2 separate regions of the Mus musculus genome follow, and region 1 is linked to region 2. Evidence: chromatin loops called from intact Hi-C (ENCODE). Cell type or tissue: left cerebral cortex. All regions are shown on one strand.

Region 1 (8,000 bases), 65 kb before region 2:
TCCCAGAGGACCTAGAGGCTCGAGGGTGGGGCCTGCCTTTCTTGATGTCCAATGATGGGGCCTGGAATGTATGAGCTAGCAAGGCTTCTTCAGCTTATTGACCAGCCAGGGTTTCTTCTTGCCTACTCCGGTGCCTCTACTTGACTGGCCAATCAGCCCTTGAGGGGCAGGTTCCCCCAGGTGGTCCCCAGATTTGCACTAATGTTCCTCCCCTGGCCAGTTAGGGATGGGATGTTCTGTGTCTTGTGTGTCCCTCTCCCTAGTCTAAAAAGCAATTGAAAAGGTCTATGCAATAAAGGTTGTTGCTTCCCTCTAGGCCTTCACCCCTTCCACCCGACATCCCTTTCAGTTATTGTGGTCCTATAAGGGTAGCAGCAGCACCCAGCTTGGATGCAGCCTTGAGTCAGAGCCAGTAGCTGCTTTGTCCGCCACAACAGCTGGCTCCCGGGTTCTCAAGATTTATTCAGGATTGTGTTGATGGAGGCGGTTGGATGGATGGGTTCCCCAACATGCTAAGAGCACACACAGGACCCTCCCCACCCCCACAAGGGAGGTGGGGGAAGGCTAGCTTTTTCTTAAAAATATAAATGTATTTGTCTGCATCATGACGTTCTTCGGGCACCTAGCTGGCCAGACCACTGGCCATGGGACAAGGAGGAAGTCAGGTGTAAGTCTGAGCAAGGAACAGGACTCTGCCCTGGCAGGGTGGAGGTGGCCTCACAGTGTCCCATGCTGGGCCTGGTAGCGTGAAAGCACAGCACGGTAGTGGGACAGCTCCTGCCGCACAGCCACCACCTCCTGCCGCAACAGGGCGTTTTCCTTCTCCAGGAAGGCAGCCCGCACAGATATCTGGTTCTCCTTGAGTCTTCTTGCATCTCTCGACCTCTTGGCTGCTTCATTGTTCTTGTACCTCCGGCTCCAGTACTTCTCATCCTGAGGGTGGAGGGGTGAAAGGGGCACTGAGATACAACAAAAGGAACTCTGCATATCTGATTCTGTACAGCAGTGAGGCCTAAGGGCTATTGGTCTTTGCTGGGACAGAAACCCAAACTTCTGTTGTCTACTGCTCTGGTTGCTAAGAACAGGTCTCTGGCGGAAAGGTAGAGAATAAATAGATTCCAGGTGCACATGTGAAAAAAGCTGGTCTTCAAATTCTCCACTGTGCAGACAGAGCAAGACTCCCCACTTGACAAGGACCCATGGAAAGCCGGTTGCTATGGATGTTTGTTACCTAGCAACGAGGCCTTCACGGTCTGGGGGGGTTATCTCACTGAAGTGTACACTGCTCTAGACATCACCTTTCCAGATCCTGGTTGCTAAGGAAAGGTTGGATAGCTCCCCTAGTGATGGGGTTTGGTGTCCTGGTTGCCAAGGCAACCGCATCTCATCAGAAAGTAAACATGAGCTGTAAGTAGCCGCAGCCTCTACCCTTGAACTGAGGTCAGGGAGCCATTCCGTATCTGACTGATGGAAGAGTTGGGGGCTGAGGCTTCCCCTGAGGATCATACCATGGGTCCTTCACCCAGCTGGAAAAGATGCTTCCCTAGGCTCCCTCTTAATTAAAGGCTCCAGCTTGTTAGGACACATCCATCTCCTAGCAACAGCTGAGCTCTGTAGCAGAAGAAAACCACTCGCATGGAATAGGTTTCTTAGATGGAACTAGATGTTGGAATGGCTATGATGCATACAAGGCCATGGCAAAGACATGAGAGACCTCAGAGCAAAACCAGAATGCTAGAAAAAGGTGTTTGCTGCTGAAATCCCCACAAATTAGAATATGGCCGGTAAAGGATGACTTCCAGGTCCCTGGATGGTCAAGTCTGCACCAAGGCAGAGGCAGTTCTACAGATGTTTCAGGTTGAAAGCCAAAGAGCAGCTCCAGCGAGGCCAGCCGCTGAGCAGCAGGCCGATGGGACAGCCAATGAGAGCTGTAATTGGCAGCAGAGCCTCTTGGAACCTGAGCCCTTGTGCACAGGGAGACTTGACTCTTAGGACAAAACTTGTCCCCAGAAGCCTCATGAGCTAGGCTATGCCTACAGGCCACGAAGCTCTGAGACCTCCTCCCCAGAGAGAGAAGCTTCCCTCAGCTTTGAGCAAGGCCAAGGCCCACATCTGGGCGCGCTCACCTTCTGTTCCTCAGGCACCTGGACTTTCCTTGCCTTCTTCATGATTGGTTGAGGCTTCAGTTCCTCCTCTGAGAAGCGGTGTCTCCGAGGGTCAAAAGTCTCATGGCCTGGAATGCTTGACAGGGCGAGATCAGCGGGATCAGGTTCAAAGGTCATTAGCACCTCCACGGTGTCTGGGTCCACAGGACTGGGTGTGTCCCTAGATGTCAAGCCTAGAGAAATACGTTATCGCTTGAATGTGTGAGTAGTTCGAGGTCTGCGTTCTCAGAGCACCGCTCCGCCAAGCTTATCCACCACAGAACAGGTTTTTTCTGCTGTCTTAACACAAATCCTGTCAGGCATAAACCCTGTGACAAAGATGCTTTGCCACCGGAAGGCAATTCTATCATTGTAAGGCAGAAATGACTGGCCTTAAATATCCCGTGAATCTTCTAAAACCTCTAAACTTCAGACTCAGTGTTTTGTTCCCACTGCTGTGTCCGAGTCCTACTTACTGAACCCTTTCTCAGAGCTTAGACCTGTTAGACCAGCACTCCTAGGAGTGATGGAAGTTTCAAGAGCCTGGCTAAAAAAGGTTGAGTCCTGTGTCTTTAAGAACAAATAAGCCCGGGTCAGCCGAGGACACCAGTTCAGGGCCGCATCACGTGTGGCCTACAGCTTCCCCTTTCCCCTCCTCCCCAACCAAGCACCCGCACGTTCCCGGCCCCGCCTCCTCGCGCGTGAGAGCGCGTGCGCGCAGCTAGGAAGGCGGACTCACGTGGCGAGGGAATGTGCAGCACTGGTTTTTGCCTGGAGGTCGGATCAGGGACAGGTGTACCCAGGCGTCCCACATCGAGACTCCTTGTCTTGATTGGGGTCGCCTCCCTTCTTGTTCCTTTTGGTCTCAGCTCCAACATCTACAATGATTCTACCCACCCATCCCGCGCTATGGGGGAGGATCGTGGGAGAACCGGCCTGCCAAGCTCTTTGCCATCCAGATTCCCACAGTTCTGAGATCCTAGGTCCCCAACACAGGGACATGGGAAAGCTCCTCTGTAGAAGCCAGAAGAGGGATCCCGATATTCTCTTCTGCAAGACTGGGAGGCAGGATGCAACACCATCCACTTGGGGAATGGGGTGTGTGCGTGTGTAGGATCCGGGAACGTAGTACCCCGCTCTGGCCTGCTCGCTCCCATTTTTGGTGTCCTTGAAGTCCAGTCCCATCTCGTTTCCCAAAATTCTGGACCCAGACTCTGGAGATAGTACTCTCCAGTTAACTAAGGTGTTCTAAGTTTCTAGTCTTGGCTCCAAGAACATGAGGAAACTTGTCTTAGAGAAGAATACTGCCTCTCAGTGAATAATCCTTTCGCATTTGGGGACCCAAGTCCCCTAAAGGATCGCAGCATCTCATTGGGCAGACTTCCAAAAGTGTCGCGAGGCCCCGCCCTGCCCGACAGCCCCGCCCCTTCGCCGCACCTGCGCGGTGGCCGCCGGCGGCTCCCAGAGTGGCCCGCGCGGGGGCGTGCCCGGGCGAGGAGCGGGGGGAAGAGGAGCTGCAAGAGCCGGGCCCGGGGGAGGGCGCGGGAGTGCGCGCTGGAGAGGGTGCCGGCGACAGGCCCCCGGGGGGCGGCGGGCTCGGCGGTAGCCCGTGCTCCAGCAAGAAGGCGTCCAGGTCCACGTATTCCACGTCCCCGAAAGGCAAAGTGCGTTCCCACAGCAGCGGCGCAAAAAGACTCGGGCCAGCCACAGGCCCTGAGCGCCCCCGAGGGGACCCACCGCCACTAACGGCCCCACTCGGGGCATCGGCTGGGCCCGCCGTTTCCAGGCCGGGTCCCGGGACGGGGGCTGAGGGCAGAGTTGCCTTGCGCTCCTTTTCCTTCAGGAGACCTGTAGGCCAGGGAGAGACCGGATGGGGTGGAGGGACACAGGAGGGACCCCAAGTTAGAGATATGGCGGAGATACAGAGAAGTGAGGAGACGGGAGCCGTAGGGCAAAGACCCAGGGAGGTGGGTACAGGCAGGGAGAGAACCCAGAAAAAGAAGAGAGGGATAAAGACGGGGCTTGGGGAGACCCAGAGAGAAAAGAGAACAAGGCCCCAGCAATAGAGGGTCAGGGAGACGGGGACCCGGAGAGGGGGAAAAGGCAAAAGTATACAGAAGGATAGGGTTAGGGGCCCGGGAGGGGATTAAGAAACACAAGCACAAGCGACCCAGAGAACGAGGATGGAAGTTTAGAAAGAAGGGTTTAGTGACAGGGTGGGTGAAAGGTTGGGCAGGTGAGAAAGAAAAAGTGACAGCTCAGTAATTCTCCCACCCCCAGCACCCTCATCCCCTCCCCCACAGTCTGTTGGGGCTGGAAGGGGCTCCACTGCTCAGGCACATTCCTCATCCCTAGTTTCCATGTGACCCTGCGAGGCCCCGCCCAAGCCCGTGTCTGCACCGTGTGAGCATCCGACACACCCCCTCCCTTCCCCTAGGACTCCAGGGGTCCAGACTCTGAGGCCAAAGGAAAGAAAGAGGGGTCTGGCACCTAAACTCTGTCCTCAAGTAGGAACACTCCAGGGACTTGACCCTTAGGCCCTCCAGGCGTCAGATTTGGTCCTGGAGGCTGATGGACTGGAAGACCTAAGTGACCTAATGAAGACTAGCAAAGATGGGACACCTAGCTGATAGGTGCCGTGGACCACCACCCCAACAGTTGAGTCCCTAACACAGTGGGACTAGAACTCACAGCTGGCCGGTTCTTTGGGCTTGCTGTTTCCCTGCAGAAGGCTCCTCAGCCCAAGCAGCGCTCCCCCGCCAGGGGGGGCCCCAGCCGGGCCACCCAGCAGCAGGGGGCCCGGGGTCCTGTCGCTCAGAGGCCGCGCCATTGCCGTGGACCTGCTCCCAGGTTCATGAGCTCATGGAGAGTCGAAGAGATGAGATGATATGTCAGTCACCCGCACACTCCAGTGGTTCGGGCGAATGTGTCCCAGAGTCGGGAGAGCGCGGCGTGCAAGCCTCCAGGATCAGGACGCTTCAAATCCTAAGAGCGCTGCGGGGGTTCAACCAGTCAGTTCTGCAGAAAGGTGCAACTCAAAGACTGTCCCGGGAGGCTCCTATAGTCTGGGCGAGTGGGTGACCAAATCAAGCAGCTGTCTCTTTGCAACTGTGGGTCCCCAAGGGACACAGGCGCGCGCTCCTTCTGTACCAAGTGGGCGAGTCTCTGGCTCTAGCCAATTTTGCACTTCTCGCAAAGAAAGGAGCTTTGCAATCTGCACCCAGAGGTGTGCACCCAGGGGCGGAGGAGGGGGCAGGAGGAGGTGGCAGCCTTGAGGCGTGGCCAAAGCAAACTTCTTTCGCGGAAAAAAAAAAATCTAAACCAAAACACCGGACGCCAGAGCGCGCGCCCCTCCTCCGGGCCCCCTCCCTCCACTTGGGCCATGCACCCCAGCCGCGTGCCTTCCTCCGGCTTCTGGCAAGAACCAATCACGTCTCGAGCCCTTGAGACGCTCAGCCAATGAGATGAAGGGATATGCCAAGACCCTGGAGGCGCGTGAGGGGCTGAACTTGTGTAGTTGCCTCGCCTTTTGGAAGAAGGCGGGACACTGACCTATATTTGGCCAATGGGAGGAGGCGCTGGAGGCGGGACCGTGACCCACTTCGGGCCAATGAGGCAGGAAGAAGGGGGAAGCACATGGCTTTGCGCGTGCTATCGGATGCGGGTGTGGGGCAAGAGGGGTACCTCTTAAAGGAGCCGAGTGTTCACAGACTCATTGAGGAAAAAAAGCAGAACATCAATTAGAGCAGATTAAGGCAGAAAGAAGTGGGCTTCGGGAAGGATTTTTTTTTTTTAATATCTAGATGTTCCTCAATCGCGACTGATAAACCACCGAGAAACCGGAAACATTCAGTCCTTTTAATAGCTTTGTTTTGGGGTGAATCCCCTCCCCTGGTGAGGAAACTCAGAACAGGCGGGCGTAATCCTCGTTGGGGAGTCTCAGCGACCGTGAGGACCACCGTCCACTGCAAAGGGAAGCACCGGCTTGAGGGGTGTGGGAGCTGAGCACATAGGACTCTACTAGTCAGGCTGCTAAGGGGGAATGGAATATACCAAGTTGGGGGAATGATCAGCTCCTGGACCAGACCATGTAGGGAGGGAAGAAGGCCACATGGGACGTGCAGAATAGGCTGGTTTGCATAAAGGTACATGGAGAGGATATGGTCTTCTGGGCTGTACCATGTTGAGAAACCAGACAAGAAACTAACCGATTTCCCGGGGCCGAGCCACAGTGGCAGTAAGAAAGACAGAGGGATTGTACCACGCTGATTCTCAGAAAGGGAATAGCAGAAAGACTACAGCTCTAAGTAGGGTCATACCATTTGTAAACAGGTGACCTGGACCGTACCATCTTGGCAAGTAACAGTAGGCAGAGGGCATGGACCAGTATGTAATTGTACCACAAGGAAAACAGGGTGTCAGGCCTTAGACTAAGCTGCAAAGAGGGGTGGGCTGCAGCAGGCTGTTCCATATGGAGAGGTGAGAAAGGACAAGGGATGTATCACACTGAGACAACCACTGGGAATAAGTGCAGACTATCAGGACGTGGAGAAGGAGGGGACACACTAAGCATACCATGCAGGCGGTAGTTGGGGCCTCGGCAGCGCCTCTCGGGATGCCGGGGGTCCCTGTTGCCCCTCAAGGCTCTGTGGGCCAGGGGCTGCAAGGGCCGGCCATTACCACTGAGGCTCTGGAAGATCTGGGAGGGGGGATTCTGGCTCAGGAGTCTCAGGGAGTGCATCTGCCTCAAGAGAAACCACGGGTGAGTGGACCGGGGTGGTGCTCAGGACAGGAGTAGCATGCACACACGGGGGTGGGGGGGGGTGGGGGTGTCAGTCACCTGGAGGGAGGTAATATTGAGAGCCCTGTCGATGAGGATCCAGGTGACAGTCTCAGAGCACGGAGGAGTGCTGAGAGATCCCTGATAGGTGATGAAGCCGAAGGATTCTGGGAACAGGAGCTCCAGGCTCAGGTCTTGAAGAAAGTAGGCATCATCTGCGCAGACATCAAGTCAGCGTAAAAGGGGGTCCCAGATAATGCACAGGGACTTAGTTATGTCTGTTGTCGTATGGAGACTGAATGTAAGGCTTCGGACATGCTAGGCAGGTACCACTGCACCAGGCCCCCAGCCCCTCACCGGGAGATTCTGACCAGGCGCTCGTGACCAAGCTGCATCATCTCCAACCACTCTTCCCTTTCTGTTGTCACCCTGGCTCTTGCTAAGTAGCCCAGGCTGACCTTGAACTTACTCTGTAGCCCACCCTCCTTCCTCAGCCTTCCTAGGAACTGGGGACGCCACCCCTAGCTTGGGGGACTTACTTTTGTAGGAGATTCGGGTGATAGTGTCCCGGTTGAGGAGGCGACTGAGGAATGGGTTGGAACTGCCAGCCACCTACGCAGGAGGCACGAGGCGAGGGAGACGGCAGCCCAGACCTGCTCCACAAAGACCCACCACCCCAGGCTAGCCTCCCAGCCTCCCTGTCCCTCACACCCTGGAAGCCAGTTGCCCTCCTTGCCTCCCTCACATTGACAAAGAGGCTGAGAATGGCCAGGCCGTTGGGGCCCCTTGAGGCAGCACTGAGGTTCCCATAGAGTTCTTGGTTGAAGTGGATTAGCTGCACCTGGGGTGGAAGAGGAGGCACAGAGAAGGGTTTCTTAGCGGAAGATTCAGAGACGATAGATGGTTTCAACTCTCAGGGCTTTGGTGTCCAGAACCGCACCAGGAATTAGTACTTAGGGTAGGGAGAGGCGGCCCTGAGTAGCAGGATGGGTTGAAGCATAAGCTAAGAAACCAGGGTGATCTAGTGTTGGAGGGTCAGGTGAGGGGTCACCACCTCAGCGGAGAAGCCTTCATGG
Region 2 (8,000 bases):
ACAGTTTAATTCACTAGACAGTCATCCTTCCAGCGCGAGGTGGAGGCAGAGGCTCCCCCGGGAAACATTCTATCTCCTCTCCCCTTTTATCTATCTTCCCACCTCATGGCTCTGGGAAGCCCTTCAATAAGACATGAGAACTGGGTATAATGGCTCATGTCTGTAATCTCAGCACCCAGGAGGATGAAGCAGGAGGATTGTAACAAGTTTGAGGCCAGCTTGGCACTACATAGCAACACTTGCTCTCAAAAACAAAACAAAACAAAACAAAACAAAACCCCAAGAAAGCTAGATAAAATCACAGCTCTGAGGTGGGGGTGGGGCCATAAGTTCAAGGTCATAGGGAGTTTGTAGTCACCTCTCACTAGTAGCTTCTGGTCCTCTCACCTCTAACTAGAACTTGGGGGCCCACGGGGTGGGGGTGGGGGGCGGTCCTTCTACTCTTACCTGGTCCTTTCCTGACCTCAAACAGCACAAAGTTTCACATCCCCAGATGACAGGCAGCCACACAACCTGCAGGTCTCTGAGGGAGGCAGCAAGCTTGTATGCACTGGCCAGTAGCAAATGAACCCCCCAACCCCAACCACTGGGCCTGGGAGGGGCCATACAGAGGCCCCATAGGCAGGTCCAGGCACATAAGATATCAGCAGCAGCGGTGAGTCAGGAGGGGACGAGGGCATCAGTACTCTGTAGTTGGAGGGTCCCTGTGGATGCAGATGACCTCTCCTTAGACCCAAGGGTCTGTCACCAAGGATCTGGCAGCAGTTCCCAGAGCAGACTGCCACTGGGATCAGATAGGTCCGCAGAGAAGATGCTGGGGCCGGGAGGCCCAGAGCCCAGTGGTGGACCCCCACTCAAGGCCTCCAGCCAGTCCAAGGAATCAGTGAGGGCCCTTGGAGAAGGGGACAGGGAGCTTGTGGGGGACGGTAGTGAAGAAGAGAAGACGGAAGAGAAGCCTTCCGAGTCCGGGGAGGGAGACAGCAGGTCAAATGAGCCAGGGAAGTCCAAGGGCACGGGAGGCAGCAGGTCTGCAGGAGGAGTGTGAGCTTTAGGGGGATGGATTCTGCTCACTGCGCTGTTTCCAACCCACTTCTCCTTCGACGAGACCCTGGAGTTCCCAAGTTCAGTTCCTCCCCTAAATGTGGGAGCTAATCGCCTACCATCTGGCTCCACTTGGTCTTCCAGGATGTCATCGATGTTGCGGTTTGGAAGCAGCTGTGGATGAGCACACACCACGTGACCCTAGATCCTGCTTAGGTCTACCGCCCAATCCCCGAGCACTCCCAGCCCCTCATCCCTTTCCACCTGCGCCCTACGGATCGCTTCCTGCAGCTCCTCCTCCAGAGTCAGGCTAGCTGGAGGTGTCGGGAAAGGAGCTGGAGCTGGAGCTGGAACTGGAGCTGGAGTCGGAGTCGGAGCCAAAGCTGGAGAGGGAGTGGGAGCAGGAACAGAAGCCGGAGCGGGAGCTGCTCCCAGGGGATCCGTAGCTCCAGAAAACTTCAGCCTACGATTTGTCGCGCTTGCCTTCACCTAGAACCAGGAAAGGTGGGAGTTCAATATGCCCGGCACACCAAGCCTGACCCGGCCCTTCCTTGGCTTTACCCAATTCTTTCAAAACAAAACTATTTACTGGGTGTGCGTGAGCGCGCGTGTATGTATGTATGTATGTATGTATGTATGTATTATGTATGTATGTATGTGTGTGCACACATCAGAGGATAACTTTCAGAGTCATCTTATCTTTCATCTCATCTTGTGGCTGTACCTCCAGTAAGCTTGCTGCAAGCGCTCCTACTACACAAATAAGATTACAGCCCCCGCCCCTATCCTGTCATTGGTTTTTCTCCCTTAAACCACGCCCTCCCTGTATTCTCAACTACATCCTCAGACCAACCAATGATTGGCCACACCCTCAAGCTTTTGGTTGAGACCCGCCCCTTAGGTGCAAATCAGACCTCCTTTCCAACATTTCATTGGCTAATTTTCCCGATTTCTCTTTCTCTTCTCTTTATTGGTCCATGTGTACACAGCCCCGCCCTCACCGTGCTGGGTAGCCGAGTAGTTCCCAGCGCCTTGGGCTTGAGGCGGGGCCAGGGAGCAGCGGCCTCTTTGTCCTCTCGCCTGGGCTTCGGCCGTTCTCTGGGCGGGGTGCCACCACGCATGCGCTCCAGGAGCATCGCTTTGGTCCCGGACACCGGGAGTCCCCGCAGGCGCAGCTGCTGCCTAAGCTCTGAGACCTGAGTATGGGTTTGGGAGAGAAGGTGCTGAGCTCTGGGGAGGGATGACTAGGAAATCAAGAGGAGGAACCACAATCCAGACCGACTTTCCTAGGGCAGAGGCCTTGAGTTTGCGGGGTCTGGTGCCAGCCCTGAAGAGGGCCAGCCCTGGGACACTGCACACTAAACTCACCGTCAGCTCTTCCAGTTTAAGGGTCTGAAGTTCCAGCTTGTGTGAAGGGGGCGAGGGACTGGAGACTCCTGCTGAGGAAGGCTTCATCCTAGCGACAGGCATGAGGGGACGGAGTAAAGGACAGGGAGAAAGGTACTTAGGGACCTTAAAACGGGCCTCGGAAAAGCCAGGAAAATGAGGAATTCCGGACTTCCCGTGGAGCAAACACGGGGTGATTTTGTGGGTGTGGAAGATAGGAAAATGGGGTGTCTCTGCAGATCACGGGGAGCATGCACGGCCGGGGTCCCGGGGGAGGAGGTTCCAGGTCAAGCTTCTCTTCTTTGCACTGTAGGTTTGAGGGAGGAGAATGGGGCTTGAGTTTCTGGTCCCCTGGAGAAGGAAAATGAGAGTCCTACCGAGGATGTGGTCTCTGTGAATTCTTTTCCCAAAGAGGTGGGTCCGGGGGACCCAGGGTTGACCTCTCAACTTGCAGATTTGCCCTGGGCCCTTGTCTCTGTTCTGGAGGCATGTACAGGTGATATGTCAAGTTCCCCCTGACCTTAGGCTCCTTCCAATGTTGGGAGTTCTTGGGAGATTCCTGAAAGAGTGAGTAAGGCCAAGTTTCGTGGTTTGGTGGCTCACCACACCTGTCATCCTAGCTCCAGAGAGCCTGGGGCAGGATGGGGAGTTCAAAGACAACCTTGGCACATATAGTAAGTTTGTCTCAACAAACAAACAAACAAACAAAAAAAGCCAGGATGACGCTTCAGCGTGGTCACCACTTTCTTGGCCTGTAGGATGTGTAGTGTCAGCTTTAAGACACCACAAGGCAAGGCAAAGGAGAACCACACTTGGGCGCTTGTCCTCCTGTCTAAACTTACCTTCTTTGGAGCCCTCCAAGGACAATATGCTGGCTCAGGGGACAAGACGCCAGGGCTGACAAGGAAAGAGGCAGGAACAGTGGGCAAAGCTGGAGCCAGAGCTGGGCCTGAGGCTGAGATCCATGGATCTGAATCAGAGGCTGAAGAGATAGAGGAGGATCCTGAAGAGGCCAACAGACAGCTGGCTAGCTAGGGTGGAGAGATGCCAGGGGGAAAGGAGGGCTGGCCGAGAGCAGGAAGCAGAACCCAAACTGTCCCGCTGGGCTCCCTGGGTACCCAGACTTTCACATTTTTGAGAAAGGAAGAGCATTTTGTACTTAGTCTGCAAAGGGTCCGTTTGTTTAGGATCACAGATATCTAGCATATCCCTGGGACAGGACCGGGTGATATCTGTATCCCCTGACTCCAGGGAAAAGGACACGTCCAAAAGCTATATTCAGACACTGATTGTGGAAGAGGCTGGAATACCTGACTCCATCCAGGAAACGTTAGGGTATCTGGGGTGGGATAGCTGAGCAATAGGAAACAGAGCCCAGTGGGTGGGGGAAATGACAGGCTGGGGTTTCGCTCTCGCTCTCGTGGGGCTGGACATGCATGCTCTTTGGGGACTGAGGCCACCATCCCCTCCCCTTGGGGGCCCACACTTACTGCAGTCTTGATTCCGTCTGTGGATCCGAAGCTGCAGGACTAAGGAAGGAAAAGGGAGGTGGGACAGGGAAAGCGGGAAGGGAGTGTCCAGAGCCTGACTTGGCTGGTGGGTGGGAGCTGCAGTTGTTGGCGGGACACACGTGCCCAGCCCAGCCCCTTTACGTTCCCCGGGCCGGGCGGGTGGGCAGGCAGCCTGCTCCCTCTCCCTTCCCAGGGCCTCTTGCCTGCTCCTGCCAGCTAAGCATCTTGGGCCAGAGCCACTCCTGAGACTGTAAGCTAGCCAGCCTCAGCCGAGAGGCAACCATGCTCCTGGCTCCACCTGCCACTTCAGGAGTCTGTGACCACCCTGGCACAGTCGCCATCTTGCCAACCTGACTCATCAACCTCTCACTTCCTTTTATCCACGCACCCCTTTGCCCCTCGAATTCCCCACAGCCAGCACCCTGCAAACTAAACCCTGGAGCTCAAATCTCTCTGGACTCTAGTTTGCACTACAACTTTACATGACTTCCCACCCCAACTTACTCTTGCTGGCATGCACCCACAGGAATGTCACTCACATGTTCAAGACTTGACCCTCAGTTTGGGGGCAAAGAGTTTCCAGTGCACATTTCTGCTCCTCTCTGAGTGTTCAGAACTCTTTGCATTGGCAACAAATCCTGGCTAATGACATTTTCAAGGCTTGATAGCTCTTGGTCCCCCTGCCACACACACATGCACTTCAGGTCTCAGTTTGCTCCTCTGCTTTGCCTACAGGTCAGTTTAAGTCCTTTGCAACATATGCACTCTTGGGTGTCACCACCTATGGCTTAGCAAGCCATGTGCACATTCATCTACTACTCCACTCCATAGCACAAGTGACATTGTATGTGAACACCACTGGTCGATTCACGCATGCCAGAGAATCATGTTACTGGGACCCTGGGCCCTGGCTCCGGGACCCCTCCCCACATGCATAGAGACAAGCAACCTCTCACCAGAGCGGAACTTGGAACGGATGATTTGGGAGCGCTGGGAGGAGGCTGCCAGGGTCATTGCCAAGGCTGAGGTGGAGACCTGGACAGAGGAAGCCAGAGCCACCAGAGCGCGGCAGGGTCAAAGTGGATGACGGGAGGCTGCCATTGGGGGAATTTTGGAGACAGTGTGAAAGGTTAGAGACAAAAGTACTGGGCCAGATCAGCTCTTTTGGGGGATGACTGGTCTCTGGGCCCTTGGGTCTGAGAAAGGAGGGCTGGTCCTGAACCTCCGGGTGTGAGAGACACGGGCTGGGGCCTGGAGCCCTAGGACTGAAGAAAGGTTGCGGCCTGGAGTTCTGGCTGGAGGGAGAAGTACTTGGGCATGGACTGCTGTGTCTGTAGAAGGCTTTGGGCCTGGAGTTCTGAGTCGGAAGCAAAAGGGCTGGGTCTAAATCCCTGGATCTTGGCGGTACAGGAAGGACCTGCGTCATGGGCTCCTGCATCTAAGAGGGAGAGCATTGGAATCTGGAGTTCTGGGCCTTTGAAAGTGCAGGAAGCAGTCGTCTGGAGTCTGAACCCTGAAGGAGGAGGAGATTAAGGACGAGAACTGCATGCTGTTAGGGACTAGAATCGAAGATTCTAGGACAGACGGGAATCAAAGAATATGACAAGTGTCTGGGAAACATAGGGGTCCCTGAAACAGAATGGGTTGAGTGTCATGCACGGGGCTCTGTGGGAAAGATATTGGGACCAGAAGGGGGAACCAGAACGGAGAATGAAGGGTAAAATGAAAAAAAAAAATCCCCATATCTACCCCAGGGGCTTCTCACCAGGTAGGCTCCTCTCAGCTACTCAGCTGTGCCTTGAAGCGGGTGGAGTCTCCCGGATTAGGCTGGAGACCTTAGGCTCCACCCCACAAGCCTTGGGCCGCCCTCGACTCCCCTTTCTAGGGCGAGTGGGAGTCAAGAGAGCGAGCCTTGGATCAGAAGCCCTGCAAGGACCCAGAAAAGGGGCGGGACACACACGCCGTGAGGACCGGCCTGGCTCACTTCGAGGGTTCCCTTACTATCTCCTCCCCCGAGTCCCGAGCTGTGGGTTGGGTGGAGCGGTCACTGGCGACAGACAGGAGCAGGTGCAGAGAGAGGGACCCGGGTGAGCAACAGCGGCAGGTGGTCGTGTTCAGACCCTGCCGGCAGGTGCCACCTGTTGGTTCTTTTTTTCCTGACACAGCAGTAGGAGTCAAGTTCAGAGGAGGGGAAAGTTCAAACATGAGGCCCAGACTCCTAGTTCTAAAAAGGAAGGGGGCAGAAGTCAGGACTCTGGGTCTGAGGGTGGTGGACGGAGTCTTAGGCCTCTGGTATGGGAGAGGAGAGCTGAGGTTTGCATTCTTGGATCTGATGGAATAGGACTAGTACCCGAGAGGTGCTGGGTGTTGGAAGTCAGCGGTGTGCACAGTAGGCAGACAGCATCGGAAGGACTGGGGGGAGAAAGCTAAAGTTTGGACTTTGTAGGTAAGAGGGAGATGGTGATGACCTGTTCTCACTGGTAGTACATGGGGTCTGATATTCAGAAGAACATGGTCCAGGCTGTGTTCCGAGTTGTGTGACAGTGCTCAGTACTACAGGGTCACATTTCGTGCTAGAGGGCAAGCTGAGGCCATGGCTAGAAATATCTCCCCAAACTCGGCAGACGCCCAACGTTCCAAGCACAGTCCCTGGCACCTTAAAAAAAAATCTTTGCTAAGGCCCCCAAATCTTGACAAGTGAGGTCAATACCACAGATATTTTTATTACTTCTTGGCATTCACATCCCAAGCCCATCTTCCCACTGTCCCATCGTCTACCAACCCAACAACTCAAACTCTCAGCCGTCTACGCAGGGAAAACTACAACTCCCAAAATGCTCTACGCCCAGGCGGGCTCCCTTTTAAGAAGCGATGCAGTTTCAAGCTGCGCGCGTTCCTTTCTCATTGGTTTTCAAGGTGTCGAAGCCACCGGGGGTCCATGGCGATGATTGGCTGGCAGCTCCTGCTGTTCAAGATCCCAGAGGAGGCGACGGAGCCTGCGCAGTTCTCTATGCAATGCGTCATCTGTCACAGGGCCGGTGAGGCGCAGGCGTGAGCTGCCCAGGGGCAGGATGAGCGGAGGGTGCGAGGAAAAACTTTCAAAGATATCCCCTGTGAGTACGAGGAAAACCGAATTAAAAACTCAGCATGAGTGTGAGGTGGTCTATCTCCTTAAGTAAGAAACGATGAGACTGGGTTCCCTGTGTTTCAAAGGATGACGGGAATTTTAGCTAAAACGTGTGTGTGGGGAGGGGGGAGGAGGTGACACATAATCCCGGCACTCTGGAGGCAGAGGCAGGTGGATCTCTTTGAGTTCGAGGCCAGCCTGATCTACAGAGTTACAAGACAGCCAGGGCTACAGAGAGAAATCCTATCTTGAAAAGCCAAGAAAACTAGGGAAAAAAGGCCCATTACCAGGAAAATAGGGTCCCAGGTACCCTGGAACCTTGAGGATGGGCTGGGGAACCTTGGGAGATTTCTGAGGATTGAGAAACCTATCCCTCTGTTAGTTGGGTTAGGGCAAGAGATGTGGAGAGACGAGGCTAAGAGATTAAGTCTAAGTAAAAAAAACAATGAAATGTTTGAACTCTTCTTAACTTACTGAAGGGGACCGCAAAGTAAGCAAGCCCTGCTACTGTTATAATTGCAGCCAGTCTTTAAGCCCTTCAGAGAGGGCATCTGAACCCTGGGAACTGAAAGTGGGAAGGGCTGGGAACAGGGACTCTTAGGTCTCAAATAAAGAAGACATCTCAATGTTCGTTAGCCCGGATCTGCACACCTGTGTCCACAGCATCCCGCTCTGCAGGTGGTGGGTCCCAGGCTGGTGGGGGACCACGGCCAGGACCCAACTGGTAGTGGCTGAGGAGATGGTGGAGCTGAGCTGGAGTCAGGGTGGGGTAGTCAGTCCGTAAGCTGCTCCATGAAGCCTAGGGGAAGTCCCCAAGTTAGACGTCTGTGGTCACAGCTGGGTCCCATAGGGCAGGCCAGCCATCCCAGTTTCTTAGGAGGTTGAGGCAAGAGGATTCAAAGTACAAGGCCAGGTTGGGAAACATGGTGAAACTC

Evidence for each region. A loop is a pair of places that touch in the nucleus more often than their neighbours do. Peaks named below come from ENCODE experiments on the same cell type or tissue, not always from the same donor. Only the 100,000 strongest peaks of a DNase experiment are listed, where the experiment ranks them.
Region 1: it touches region 2 in a loop (3.0-fold over the local background); 4 of 42 quality-filtered maps call a loop at or near these places.

Annotation. Positions count from the first base shown.
Region 1 is chr7:45,702,598-45,710,597 of GRCm38, reverse strand. It overlaps Car11 (carbonic anhydrase 11), which reads right to left. Exons shown (of 9, transcript NM_009800.4): 4 at 7,979-8,000; 5 at 7,670-7,765; 6 at 7,464-7,536; 7 at 6,985-7,139; 8 at 6,720-6,885; 9 at 5,927-6,109. The coding sequence ends at 6,084. It overlaps Dbp (D site albumin promoter binding protein), which reads right to left and starts at 5,351. Exons shown (of 4, transcript NM_016974.3): 1 at 4,836-5,351; 2 at 3,582-3,992; 3 at 2,127-2,338; 4 at 395-933. The coding sequence starts at 4,974. The coding sequence ends at 718. It overlaps Sphk2 (sphingosine kinase 2), which reads left to right. Exons shown (of 7, transcript NM_203280.3): 7 at 1-1,135. In left cerebral cortex, CTCF peaks have their summits at 1,094, 3,613 and 4,893; DNase peaks (open chromatin) are centred at 4,532, 5,654, 6,369, 7,170 and 9 more places; H3K4me3 peaks cover 5,499 bases; H3K27ac peaks cover 7,645 bases.
Region 2 is chr7:45,637,734-45,645,733 of GRCm38, reverse strand. Rasip1 (Ras interacting protein 1) reads right to left here. Exons shown (of 12, transcript NM_028544.1): 11 at 7,717-7,864; 12 at 6,642-7,049. The coding sequence ends at 6,850. Mamstr (MEF2 activating motif and SAP domain containing transcriptional regulator) reads right to left here and starts at 5,757. Exons shown (of 10, transcript NM_172418.2): 1 at 5,704-5,757; 2 at 4,895-5,032; 3 at 3,918-3,956; 4 at 3,270-3,409; 5 at 2,805-2,986; 6 at 2,410-2,497; 7 at 2,043-2,237; 8 at 1,306-1,530; 9 at 1,161-1,215; 10 at 1-1,028. The coding sequence starts at 4,952. The coding sequence ends at 745. A030001D20Rik (RIKEN cDNA A030001D20 gene) reads left to right here and starts at 6,976. Exons shown (of 2, transcript NR_152217.1): 1 at 6,976-7,051. In left cerebral cortex, no CTCF peak of the experiment used is centred here; DNase peaks (open chromatin) are centred at 1,358, 1,969, 4,257 and 6,889; H3K4me3 peaks cover 3,114 bases; H3K27ac peaks cover 2,837 bases.